Regions from separate parts of the Homo sapiens genome. Here region 2 is linked to region 1. A link is a loop called in an ENCODE intact Hi-C map of the cell type or tissue named here. Cell type or tissue: PC-3. All regions are shown on one strand. Links, peaks and the distances in the headings refer to the core of each region. The heading gives the core; the rest is flanking DNA.

What was found. A loop is a pair of places that touch in the nucleus more often than their neighbours do. Peaks named below come from ENCODE experiments on the same cell type or tissue, not always from the same donor. Only the 100,000 strongest peaks of a DNase experiment are listed, where the experiment ranks them.
Region 2: a loop joins it to region 1, with 2.8 times the contacts of the local background. A loop is called at or near these places in 1 of 110 quality-filtered maps.

Annotation. Positions count from the first base shown.
Region 1 is chr11:32,703,566-32,710,620 of GRCh38, reverse strand. The region is part of intron 3 of CCDC73 (coiled-coil domain containing 73); the gene reads left to right. Among named protein-coding and RNA genes, the nearest start is that of CCDC73, 88 kb to the left of the region's middle. In PC-3, for the core only: no CTCF peak of the experiment used is centred there; DNase peaks (open chromatin) are centred at 3,120 and 3,400; H3K4me3 peaks cover 1,444 bases; H3K27ac peaks cover 2,975 bases.
Region 2 is chr11:32,612,622-32,619,676 of GRCh38, reverse strand. It overlaps CCDC73 (coiled-coil domain containing 73), which reads left to right. Exons shown (of 18, transcript NM_001008391.4): 15 at 3,548-3,737; 16 at 4,735-6,255. Among named protein-coding and RNA genes, the nearest start is that of EIF3M, 32 kb to the right of the region's middle. In PC-3, for the core only: a CTCF peak has its summit at 4,056; no DNase peak of the experiment used is centred there.

The DNA.
Region 1 (7,055 bases), core at 1,705-5,704:
CCAGGAAAGACCATATGATAGGCCACAAAACAAGTCTCAGTAAGTTTAAGAAAATCAAAATTATATTAAGTACTCTCTCAGACCACAGTGGAATAAAATTGGAAATCAACTCCAAAAGGAACCCTCAAAACCATACAAGTACATGGAAATTAAATAGCCGGCTCCTGAATGATCATTGGGTCAACAATGAAATCAAGATGGAAATTTAAAAATTCTTTGAACTGAATGAAGTTAGTGACACAACCTATCAGAACCTCTGGGATACAGCAAAAGTGGTGCTAAGAGGAAATTTCATAGCATTAAATGCCTGTATCAAAAAGTCTGAAAGAGCACATACAGACAATCTAAGGTCACACCTCACAGAACTGGAGAAACAAGAACAATCCAAACCCAGCAGAGGAAAAGAAATAACAAAGATCAGAACAGAACTAAGTGAAATTGAAACAAGAAAAACAATACAAAAGATAAACAAAAAACTGATTCTTTGGAAAGATAAATAAAATTGATTAGTGAGATTAACCAAGAAAAGAGAGACGATCCAAATAAGCTCAACTAGAAATGAAACAGGGGATGCTACAACTGATACCACAGAAATACAAAAGATTATTCAAGGCTGCTATGAACACCTTTATGTGCATAAACTAGAAAACTTAGAGGAGACGGATAAATTCCTGGAAATATACAAACCTGCTAGATTAAACCAGGAAGATATAGAAACTCTGAACAGACCAATAACAAGCAGTGAGGTTGAAGTGGTAATAAAAAAATTATCAACAAAAAATGTCTAGGACCAGACGGATTCACAGCTGAATTCTGTCAGACATTCAAAGTATTGGTACCAATCCTGCTGACACTATTTCAAAAGAGAAAGAGGGAATCCTCCCTTAATCATTCTGTGAAGCCAGTATCATCCTAATACCAAAACCAGGCAAGGACATAATAACAACAACCTACAGACCAATATCCCTGATGAACATAGATGCAGAAATCCTCAACAAAATACTAGCGATCCAAATCCAACAGCAGGCTGTGCATGGTGGCTCACACCTGTAATCCCAGCACCTTGAGAGGCTAAGGTGGTGGATCACCTGAGGTCAGGAGATCAAGACAAGCCTGGACAACATGGCAACACCCCATCTCTACTGAAAATACAACAATTAGCCAGGCTTGGTGGCAGGCGCCTGCAGCCCCAGCTACTCAGGAGGCTGAGACAGGAATTGCTTGAACCTGGGAGGTGGAGGTTGCAGTGAGCCAAGATCACATTACTGCACTCTAGCCTGGGCAACAGAGTAAGATTCCATCTCAAAAACAAACAAAAAAAACAAATCCAACAGCATATCAAAAAGATAATCCACCATGATCAAGTAGGTTTCATACAAGGAATGCAGAGATGGTTTAACAGACGTAAGTCAATAAATGTCATATATCATGTAAACAGAATTTAAAAGAAAAATCACGTGATCATCTCAGTAGACACAGAAAAAGTATTTGGCAAAATCCAGCATCCCTTTATGATTAAAACCCTCAGCAAAATCATCATAGAAGGGACATACCTTAAGGTAATAAAAGCCATCTATGACAAACCCACAGCCAACATTATACGGGGAGAAGTTGAAAACATTCCCTCTGAGAACTGGAACAAGACAAGGATGCCCACTTTCACCACTTCTATTCAACATAGTACTAGAAGTCCTAGCCAGAGCAATCAGACAAAAGAAAGAAAGGGCATACAAATTGGTAAAGAGAAAGTCAAACTGTCGCTGTTTGTGGATAGTATGATCATATATCTAGAAAACCCTAAAGACTCATCCAAAAAGCTCCTAGAACTGGCAAATCAATTCAACAAGGTTTCAGGATACAAAATTAATGTACACAAATCAGTAGCTCTGCTTTACACCAATAGCAATCAAGCTGAGAATCAAATTAAAAACTCAACCCCTTTTACAATAGCTGCAAAACAAACAACAACCAAAAAAACATAGGAATATACCTAACCAAGGAGATGGAAGACCTCTACAAGGAAAACTACAAAACACCACTGAAAGAAATCACAGATGACATAAACAAATGGAAACACATCCCATGCTCATGGATAACTAGAATCAATATTGTGAAAATGACCATATTGCCAAAAGCATCCACAAATTCAATGCAATTTCCATAAAAATACCAGCATTATTCTTCACAGAACTAGAAAAACTAATTTTAAAACTCATATGGAACCAAAAAAGAGCCTGCATAGCCAAAGCAAGACTAAGCAAAAAGAACAAATCTGGAGACATCACATTACCTGACTTCAAACTATTCTACAAGGCCATAGTCACCAAAACAGCATGATACTGGTATAAAAATAGGCACATAGATCAATGGAACAGAATAGAGAACCCAGAAATAAACCCAAATACTTACAGCCAACTGATCTCTGACAAAGCAAATGAAAACATAAAGTGAAGAAAGGACATCCTTTTCAACAAGTGGTGCTGGGATAATTGGCAAGCCACATGTAAAAGAATGAAGCTAGAACCTCATCTCTCACCTTAACAAAAATCAAATCAAGATGGATCAAAGGCTTAAATCTAAGACCTGAAGCCATACAAATTCTAGAATAACCATAAAAATTCTGGAAAAACCCTTCTAGACATTGGCTTAGGCAATGACTTCATGACAAGAACCCAAAGTTATTTTTAAGCCACAAAATTTAAGTTCCTGAGGGAGATGTTCCATTATTGAGCACGTAAGTTATATAGAGGTGGGGGTGATTTCAGAAATGTTTGGAACCTGTTGTCTGAAGCAGCCAGTGAAACCCAGAAAAATTCTTAATTGTCTCTTAGTAACCAGCCTTGGAAAGTATTGAATCGTTTATAATTCATCAGGAGTGATACATTTACCCCCTTGAGATTAATCATACCGTAAATAATGTGCTTTGTTCTGACAAACTTCTAAACTTTTTTTGGAATTTTCACGACCTTGCTAAAAGAGTAAGTTGATAAATGGAATCAGTCTTACAACTCTCCACATCTTTAGAACGTCGAAAAAACTTGTCCCCATATTATGCAAGTGTAGTGTTACAAGGAAATTTAATATCCTTGAGGTTCCTCAGTAAATCCCTGACGCATCACTATCCAGGTAAATTTTTGACTTTCCCAGGAAAAAACAAATAGGTGTTGACTATCTTGATCTAAAGGGACAGTATAGAAAGCACAACACGTATCTATAGTGGTTAAAAAAAAAAAAAAAGTAACTTCGAGTAGCACTGAAGATAACATAGTACTTGGGCTCAGTAATACAAAGAAGTGGGTAAAATGTTTATTTTATTTATGGTCTTAAGGTCTTGAACAAATCTTTATCCTCATTCACTGGGTTTTTTGACTGGGAAACAACAGTGTTTAAAGACTGACTCATTTTTACTGTGACTATTTTTATACCAGTCATACTTCATAAGGTATGACTCATCTTTTCTCTATTAGGCCTTTGGACTATTGGCTTTAGTTCTTCTTTAGCATCTGGTTTTAGAGGTATTTTGTAAACTTAGGTAGAGGTTTAGATGGGTGGATCTGAACCTTACTGCCAATATCAGTAAAACTTTTTTCCCACAAAGTGCTACTTCATGGAGATCTTCAATTTGGTTTGATCATACATAAAGTTACCAGTAAGTCAACATCTAAATTAGCTACGATCTGATTATGAACAGGAAAGTCATCAGGGATCTGAGGGAAAAGAAAAGGAAAATAAAAAACAGGAGAGAACTTAATTTTGCAATTCTGTTTACATAATAGATCCCTATCTTTTAATTTGATGGGCATGATGTTGTAAAGGAAAATAATATTTCTCATTTGGGGAACCGAGGTTGGCAGTTAACAGGCTGAAACAGGGAGAATATCTGTGGATTATTTGAGATACCCCTATCTGTGTAGCTCATTGGCTTCAAGAGAGAGGTTACTTTTAATATTTAGAGAAATTTCTCTTTGCAAGTTTGAGAATAAAATGAGAAGTTGAATACACGATTTCTCCCCATAGCAGTGTCATTGATTTGCCCACTGATTATTTTCCTTTATTTTCTTAGCTAGACCATGACAATTATTTTTCTAATGTACTTTCTGCGTATAAGTACTTATACGTGTCTTTACCAAGAGGCACTCTCCTCTAGTGCTTGATGACCGCAGTGGGAACATTTAGTTATTTTATTTGTGAAGCCATTAGTTTATTTTATTTGTGTTCTAAGCCTTTTTTTTGAAGATGTAGATTTGGAGATCTAGTAGTAGAGCTATTTCCCATTACAAATTTGTTACATATTAAATTCCCTGGTTCTGTATTTAAGGCTATTCACAAAAATTGAGGAAAGAGCTGGAAGTCAACAGCTTCAGAATCTACTCCTCAAGGAACCTATCCCTGAAGTCTCCAGTGGACTCATTCTTTCCTTCCTTCCTTGCAGGTGTGGTTAGAGTCACCTTTATTTTCACAGGAAGAACTTTGGGGATAGCCCCTGAAAGATTTAGTCAAACATCTACAGTTTTTCTAAATCTGCCTGGTTTCCTAAATGGTTTGAGACTTCCTAAGTCATTCTTGTGATGTTCTCACTTTGCCTTTTTCATTCTTTTTTTTTTTTTTCAGCTGATATAGATCTGGGTACAGACAGTATTATTTTTTAAAATTAGCTATGGGAATTAAAATATTTTTGATTACTAACTGCAGAAAAACAAAGTTGTATGAGAATAAAAATGTAATCATGGCATACCATGTGGCTCAATATTGCATAATAATTACATAGTCATAACAGTGTAAATGCTGACTATCAATTTAAGCCAATTTTGATATAACTCTGTTGGAAGAATAGAGGAGGAGCTGTGGGATAATAGCTGTATGAGAAAGTTAAACTTCCAACTATCATAATAGTGTCACAGGATCGTTTGGGTGTCACTTCACAAGCCAGAAAGCTCTGTGGCTGGCAGTGCCTCTGCTTGAGTTTTGCTCGCACCCGCTGGACTTGTTCCATTCACTTGACCTGGCGGGCTGCACTCGGCTTGCGATACTGGCCCAGATCCCATGCCTGCCAAGAGCAAGCCAGGCACACAGTGACGAGGGGTGTGTGAGCGAGTGAGCGTGGGGTCCGGCTGCTGCACACAGCCAAGCATGCTGGCTGCTGCGGCAGGGCAGCCAGCTCTGTGTGAGGCTGTGACTGGAGCAGACGTACTGCAAGTGGCTTCCACTGCAGGCACCAGTGTCTGGATGAGGGGAATGTGGTGGTGCCCAGAAGCTTGGAGATGCTAGGAACCACAGAGCCCAAAAGAGGGTGTTACCACTACTCACAGCTCTCACTTGGGGAGCCCTGAGGTCTGGGCTTGCAGAAGGGCTCCAGCTCTTCTCTTCCTCTAGTCACCTGCAGTGTGGCAAGCAGTGTGGTGTATTTTAGCCTGTTTGTGTTACAGCTATTTCAGTCCTGCTGCCCTGCTTCAGCCCGCGGCTCCTGGGCTGGCCTAGCCCCACTGCTGTTTCCCGTTGAATGGTGCGGCCACCCAGCACTGGCAGAGGCTGGGAGAGCTATAGCGTTACAGCCCCTTTAGCTCCCACCTGCAGCTTGGCAAGCCCACCAGGAAAGTGTTACAGCTTCTTTTGCTCCTGCCATCTGGTGGGTTCTGAGTTCTTGTCCCATGTCCAGGAAGAATGAGGTTACACTGACAACTGGAGGGTTAGCAAGGCAGAGAAGAGCTTCACTGGGTGACCAAACAGCTCTCAGTGGAGAGGAGACCTGAAGTGGGCAGCTCCTTTCTGCAGGCAGGTAGTGCAGATGAGTGTCTGAGTCTGGCTGAGTCCAGGGTTTTTATTGCCTCAGAGTGGAGGAAGTGTGTGTTTATTGGCCCATGGGTGGGCCCAGAAAATACCACTTGATTGGCCAAAGGGATCAAGGAAGTTCTCACTCCTCTGCCACCACTTCATCCAAAACTGACAGCCCTGGTCCCCAGGCTTCAGGCTATCCCTGGCTTGAAGGTGGGTTTTCACTAGGGACATCCCTTCCTGCCAGGAGCACCTCCTGTCACCATCAACATGCTGTCTGTAGTGCCCAGGCTGTCCATCCCAAGGGGCACCTGTGGGCCCGCGCTGAGCCACCCTCAGCCCTCTGGCCTCCCTCCTGTGCTCATTGGTGCCCTAAGTTTCACCTTCAGAAGCAGCTTCCAGAGGGGGCCAAGGCAGCCAGGGTCTGGCATGTCAGCGCTGCCCCGAGTGTGCGCATACTTGTCCTGGTTGCGACATTGCCCAGGCTTGGCTATCAGGACATGTCCACAACTTTGCTCCACAGTGGAGCAGACATGGAGAGCAGGGAGAGGTCAGGGAGTGGAAACAGGTACTTTAAGCTTCAGCTTCAAGGGGGCTTCCCCTACCTGCCCGCCACCACACAGAGAATGCAGAGTGCAGGGATACCTGGGTTTAGAGCTGTGGCTGGGCAGCTGTAGCTGCACCTGGGAGCACGGGCTCCTGCCCCGCCAACTTAGTAGGGCACAGGGCTCCTGCTGGGATCACCTGTTCCCAGCCCCCACTGACTTTGCAGAGCCGTAGCCTTGGCCGCAACCTCCCTTGCTGCAGCTGGCATCCTCACAGTGGTGGCACCAGATGGGCCACTGTTCTCATCAATAACAGGTCACAAGATAAACTTTTAAAATTGCTAACTCAATGTATTATTTAGAAATCTGGAGCAAACAACAGAAAAATTTGAAAGTGGTTGCCACTTTTAGACTTAATTTTTAAATGATGAGAATTATTAACTTTGATAAAAATAGAAGAAGAATGTTAAAGTCATCTAGAATAGAAAGAACAGAACGTGCAACTTCCACCAAAAAGGTGGGAGAAGGAGAAAAAAAGAAATGGAATCATATGTAGATTTTTTTCCAGAAATTCTCTTGTGGTAGTTTTGGTTTGTGAAAAATTATTCCAGGGAACTTAAAGGTGTATATGTTGCCAGGTAAGCATTTCTGCTTAGATGATAAAACTGGTTTTTGTTGTTGTTGTTGTTGTCATTGTTTTTGAAACTCTAACAGTCTGCTTGTATACTAGGACTGTTA
Region 2 (7,055 bases), core at 2,068-6,067, 91 kb after region 1:
TTCTTCAACAGGGTCTCCCTCTGTCACCCAGGCTGGAGTGCAGTGGCACAATCATAGCTCACTGCAGCCTCAAACTCCTGAGCTTAACCACTCCTCCTGCCCCCGCTTCCCAAGTAGTTAGGACTACAGGTGTGTGCCACCGCACCCAGCTAATTTTTAAAAATATTTCATAGAGATGGGGTCTTGTTATGTGGCCTAAGCTGGTCTCAAACTCCTGGCCTCAAGTAGTCCTCTCATCTCAGCCTCCCAAAACACTGGGATTACAGGCATGAGCCATTTCACCCAGTCCAACTTGTATATTTTTGGTTGTCATCTATCTGCCGATGATTTTCAAATCTACATTTATAGCATTTATTAGGCCAATTTTCCCATACATCTAAATGTGCATTAGAATACTAAAAGAAAACTCAGCAAACACCATTCTGGATATTGGCCTTGGGAAAGAATTTATGACTAAGTTCTCAAAAGCAACTGCAACAAAAACAAAAATTGACAAGTCGAGCACAATTAAACTAAAGAGCTTCTGCACAGTAAAAAAACAAAACTATCAACAGAGTAAATAGACAACCCATGCAAACAATGTATCTGACAAAGGTCTAATATCCAGAATCTATAAGGATCTTAAACAAATGAACAAGCAATAAACAAATAACCTATTTAAAAAGTGGACAAAAGACATGAACAGACACCTCTCAAAAGAAGACATATGAGCAGCCAACAAACATGAAAAAATGTTCAACATCACTAATCATCAGAGAAATGCAAATCAACACCACAAAGAGATAACATCTCACACCAGTCGGAATGACTATTAAAAAAAGAAGAGGCTGGGCACGGTGGCTCATGCCTGTAATCCCAGCACATTGGGAGGCCAAGACGAGTAGATCACCTGAGGTCAGGAGTTCAAGACCAGGCTGGCCAACATAGCAAAACCCCATCTCTACTAAAAGTAAAAAATTATCTGGGCACAGCAGCACATTCCTGTACTCCCAACTGCTTGGGAGGCTGAGGCAGGAGAATTGCTTGAACCCAGGAGGCGGAGGTTGCAGTGAGCTGAGATTGCATCACTGCACTCCAGCCTGGGCGATAAAGTGAGACTTTGTCTCAAAAAAATAATAATAAATAAAAAATAAGGTCAAAAACAACAGATGCCAACGAGGCTGCAGAGAAAAGGGAAAACTTATATGCTGTTGGTGGGAATGTAAATTAGTTCAGCCACTGTGGAAAGATTGCTCAAAGAACTTCAAACAGAACTACAATTTGACCCAGCAAAACTATTACCAGGTATATAGCCAAAAGAAAATAAATCGCTCTACCAAAAAGACACATGTACTTTTATGTTCATTGCAGCACTGTTCACAATAGCAAAGACCATGGAATCAACTTAGGTGCCCATCAACAGTGGATTGGATAAAGAAAATGTGGTACATATACACCATGGAATACTACACAGCCATAAAAAAGAATACAGTCATGTCCTTTGCAGCAACATGGATGAAGCTGGAGGCCATTATCCTAAGCAAATTAACATAGGAACAGAAAACCAAAGACCAATTTTCTTATAAGTTGGAACTAAACATTGGGTACTCATGAACATAAAGATAGCAACAATAGATCCTGGGGACTACTAGAAGAGGTAGGGAGGGAAGAAGACAACAGTTGAAAAACTATTGATTACTATGCCCACTACCTGAGTGATGGGATCAGTCATACCCCAAAGCTCAGCATCATGCAATATAGCCATGTAACCAACCTGCACATGTATACCCTTAATCTAAAATAAAAGTTGGAATTATTTAAAAGACAAAAGTAATAAATAAATACAGGTTCATTAGATATTGCCACTTTAATGTATTACTAACTCTTCATACTCAGTAAGTTCAAACTGAACTCATGATATTTTCGTCCAAATCTACTACTACTCCTGTTTTCTCGCTCAAGGAATGACATCCACCAGTCATCTACTTACCTAATCTGAACTACGGAAGTCAATCTTGACTCACCTTCTCCCTCAGCCTTCACATCCAATCATTGACCAAGTCCAATTAACTTTAGTTCCATACATCACCAATGGGTTCACAGCTCTTCATCTTTACTGATATCACCTGGACTGCTGCAGCACTCTCCTGATGTATCACTCTGCCCCGTGTGTTCTCTCCCTTTAATTTAGTGTTTTTCAGACTTCTAGGTGCAACTTATCAGTGGTTCATGGAAATTAGTTTGGTGGGTTGTGACCAGAATTCTTTTTAAAATGAAATGAAATAGCATAGAAAACATTAGAGTGTATAATAGTAGGTACTGTTTGATGTGCCTATTGAGTTATAAAACATATTTCTCATTGCTGGTTTCCATCAATGAAGTTTCAAAAATGTTAGTCCATTTTTTTTGTACTGTAGCCAAAATGGTCTTTCCAGTCAGATCACATTATTCATTCCTTGTTTAAAACCCTTCAGTGACTTCTCAGTGTCTTCCTGGTAGAGTTGAAACTCCTTAACATGCCAATGTTAGGCCCTTAATGACCTCGGCCCAGCTTACCTCAAGCCTCATTTATCTTCATTCTTCTCCCTACATGTAAGCTCTAGCCAAACGAAATCACTCATAGTTCCATAAATATACTCTTAATCTTGCTTGCTCTTAAGTATCGCTATATGCCATTTATTCTTTCTGGAGTGCCTCCTTATCCCCATCTATGACTCCATATCATACTTCACGTATGTTTAGCTAACACCTTCTCCAAGAAACCTTCCTTGACTCCCAAAAGCAGGGACAGGACTATTCCTGCATGTGCCCATAGTAACCTGCATTTATCCATATCAGAGCACTTACCACATCCTATTAAAGTTGCCTGTTACTTATTTTCTTATCTTCATACCAGACTGTAAGTTTTTTGAGGACAGGGACTGTATTTTGTTCATCATTGTATCCCAAAGCCTAGTACAGTGCTTCACATGTAACATGTGCTCAATATATAGGGGAAGAAAAAGCATGTTGGACTGATTCACTGTTTTAAGGATACATAAAAATACTGCTTCACCTGGCATGGTGGTGAGCACCTGTAGTCCCAGTTACTTAGGAGGCTGAGGCAGGAGGATAGTGTGGGCCCAGAATTTTGAGGCTTGTCGTGCACTATGATCGCACCTGTGAATAGCCACTGCACTCCAGCCTGGGCAACATAGCAAGAACTCATCTCTTAAAAAAATAAACTACTGCTCAAAACAATTTGCCTGCCATGTCTATCTTGTTTTTAGTAATGGGGTGGTTCTTCTATTACATATAATGTGGTATTATATAATAATGTGGTATGCATGTTTGAAAATGTATAAAGATCTCCATTTTGCTTAAATATGATAGACTATATAAAATGAATGTAAAGTGATATCGTTATAAAGAGTATGGTATATTAAACTTACTAAAAAATCATTTGACTTTCAAATAGAAATTGCTGAATGGTTGAACTGAAACACAGATTCCACATTTATCACATTTGCTCAAATGTTTTATACTTGTAGGCAATGTTTTTAAAAGAATCTCTTCCATTTTACACTAGAATGTTCCAGAAGTAAATAATGAAAACAGTGAAATGTCAACTGAAAAATCAGAAAACACCATTATACAGAAATATAATACTGAGCAAGAAATAAGGGAAGAAAATATGGAGAATTTTTGTTCAGATACTGAATACAGAGAAAAAGAAGAAAAAAAAGAAGGCTCATTTATAGAGGAAATAATTATAGATGGTAACCTTAAAATTATATTGATATTTTCTAATTTGTATGTTGATATTTACAGTAAATATTTTTGGGAAAATTACATTCTGCCTCCCCTCTTCATGACTTATTCCTAGTCTTTTTGGATTCTGGTTTCTGCCTTCACTGTTTTGCTGAGAATGTTCTTGGAGTCACCAGTAACCTTCTGATGACCAGACCTAGGGCATTTTTCTTAATTCAGATAACCTTTCTGTAACCATTGGAATAATTTATTAATTCTTCCATCTTGAAAAAGTGTTGTTTAAAGCTGATACTGATTGGAGGTGTTCAAACTCAGGCTGAACAACCACTTGGTGGAGATGTTGTAGAGAGAATGACTGGACTTCTAAAAAGTCCTTCAAAAACCTGAAATTTATATTCTAGGTTAACTATACTAAAAAGTTGAAATCTTTGTTAGAATATAGATGAATAAAATTAATGTCTTGATTAAGTAGATATTCTATATACTTGTCCAAAACTATTCAAGAATTTAAAAATATTCACTGGGTAATGAATAAAAGTGATGATTGTCAGTCCTGAAGAAGCCAGCTAGCAATTTCTAGATACTGCTGGACCTAGGTAGTAATAGAAATTACAGCATAATCTGTTAGGATAAATTAATTTTTATCAGCTATGTATTTATGTGGAATTGTACTAAGTGTCCTAAATGAAGCAAATAGACTAGAAAAATAAACCATTTTTTAATACCTCAACTTACTTTCCGTTTACAAAACCAAAAATACTTTGCTATTATGAAATTAAAGTTTAATATGGGTAAAGCCAAATATTTAGCATGCTAAAGATATATTTGATACAATAAAGGGAACCCAGTATTTAGGTAATATTGATGTCATTAAGTTTGTATAATTATTGACCCATAAAATATTTAAGGTTAAATATGTTTTTATAAAAATAGGTGATAAATATGTCTTATGAAATCAGCCTTTAGTGTATAATATAAAATTTTACTGTGTTCCCATCATGACAGATTTACAGCTTTTTGAAAAAAGCTTCAAGAATGAAATTGATACTGTTGTTTCTCAGGATGAAAATCAAAGTGAAATCTCCTTAAGCAAAACCCTCTCCTTAGATAAAGAAGTAATTAGTCAAGGACAAACCTCGAATGTTACGGACAACAGAAAATCAGTTACTACAGAAATAAAAGACAAGATATGCTTGGAAAAAGACAATGGATGTACAGAATTTAAATCACCAAATAATCATTTTGTAGTGTTAGATACAGCAATAGAAACAGAAAAAATACATCTAGAAAGAACCAGAGGATTAGATGTTCACCATACAGATGTAAATCTGGAGGTTGAAAATAACAAAACATCATTTAACAGTATTTTAAATGAGACAGCACACAATACATATCACAATAATAATAAAGATGTTTCTGAAAATGAGCCATTCAAACAATTCAGATTGCTTCCAGGGACTCGAGAACATGCTCTAGAGAAGGAAATTACAAATAGTGACCAAACCAAAGCAGATTTGGACTCGTCTCTAGATATAAAAAAAAATCCTGTTCCATGTCAGAAATATAGTTTACGGAATTCAAGTAATGTTATGTTAGATGATAAACAATGTAAAATAAAACAAATACAACTGTTAACTAAAAAAAGTGAGTGCAGCATATTACTTTCTAAACAAACTTCAGATTTTCTGCAAGTCTGTAATGATACTTTAGAGAAATCTGAACTAACTGTTCCCTGTGATATAGTAATCGACCACCATGTTTCATATGCTGCTTTTAGTGCTAATTCAAAACTACTTCTGAAGAACTCAGATAAAAATGTCCATAGTATGTCTATGTTGGTGAAACCTAACTCAAGCCCTGGGGGAAAAACTATGTGTAAAAATATGAGTGATATGCAAAACAGTCAATTTAATAACTGTTTGGGATACTTAGAAAACACTAATGTGAACATTTCCCATCTTCATCTTAACAATGAGAATAGTCATGCTTCACAAGCCAAAGATGTGAAAACTGCTGTTCACATGAAAACTTGCACAGAAACAGAGTTTTCCAATAAAAAGAATCAGATTGATGAGAATCAGGTAACTGAAGCCACAAAAAATGACCTCTTCCTTTTTGTGAGCATTAATGAAAGACAGCATACATTGTTAAATAATACAGAGAAAACAGAATCATTAAATGACATTGTTTCAGGAAAAATGTTCAGTGAAGGACAGCTGGAGGAATCACATTCATTTCACATAGAGCCATCTGGAGATTTAGTAAACAGAAGCGGAAGGTCAACCTTTGATCTTTCAACTTCAGATAAAAAAACTGAGAAAACTCCAGTATACATGAATTTTTCAGACCCCGGTCCTTGGTCAAAAGTAAATCACATTGAAAGTCAAACAGCGAGCAGTTCGACCCCTTGCATTTCTTTGTTGCTGAAGGAGAGACCACTAGATCCATCAGAAAACAAAAAGATCATTTCAATGGCTCTTTGTAAAAATATTGGTGTGGATGATGTTGGAAAGGATATTGGACCAGGTAAGAAAACAAAGTAATGTTTTAATTCTCAAAATATTTTTCTACTTATTCTTGATAAATGTGTACAGTCATATTTTGTAAATTTTGTTTTAAAAGTTCGTCTTATTTTAAATTAGGAACAACTTAATATTCTTTTGTTTTTAACTTTTAGAGCAAATACAGTGAAGTAGTTAAGGCTTCTGCCAAGTGTGAATATTTATTGCTCTTCTTTCTATATGCTCTTCATTCATCCTTAAAAACTTCCTTCCCTTAGAACATTTTAGTTTCTCTCCTATGTTGTCTTTCTTTGCCCAATTTTCTCTCCCTTTCCTTAATTTTTCTATTTTTATCTGTCCCTTCACCCACACCAGAAATCCGGCTCTTCCTTCTGTTTTATAAGTAATAATGAGGCATAACATTAATATATTTCCTATGACCAGTATTTGTCAGTTGAAAACACTTTAAATTGAATCCCTTAACATATATTCATGCATTCAGATGTTAAAGAGAATAGAGAGATTGTTCTGTCTTAAAAACTGCCATATGAAATGGCATAATGTCCAAGTTTTATTTTAAAATACTCCAGAAAAAATGGGGGGAGAGGTAAATGGATGAAATACATATGACTTAATATTGATGGGTATCGAAGTACATGGCTGTCTATGTTTTTGTTTTGTTTTTTGCTTTATTTATTTATTATTTTTTTGAGATAGAGTCTTGCTCTGTCACCCAGCCTGGAGTGCAGTGGTGTGATCATAGCTCACTGCAACTTTAACCTCCCAGGCTGAAGGAATCCTCCCACCTCAGCCTCCTGAGCAGCT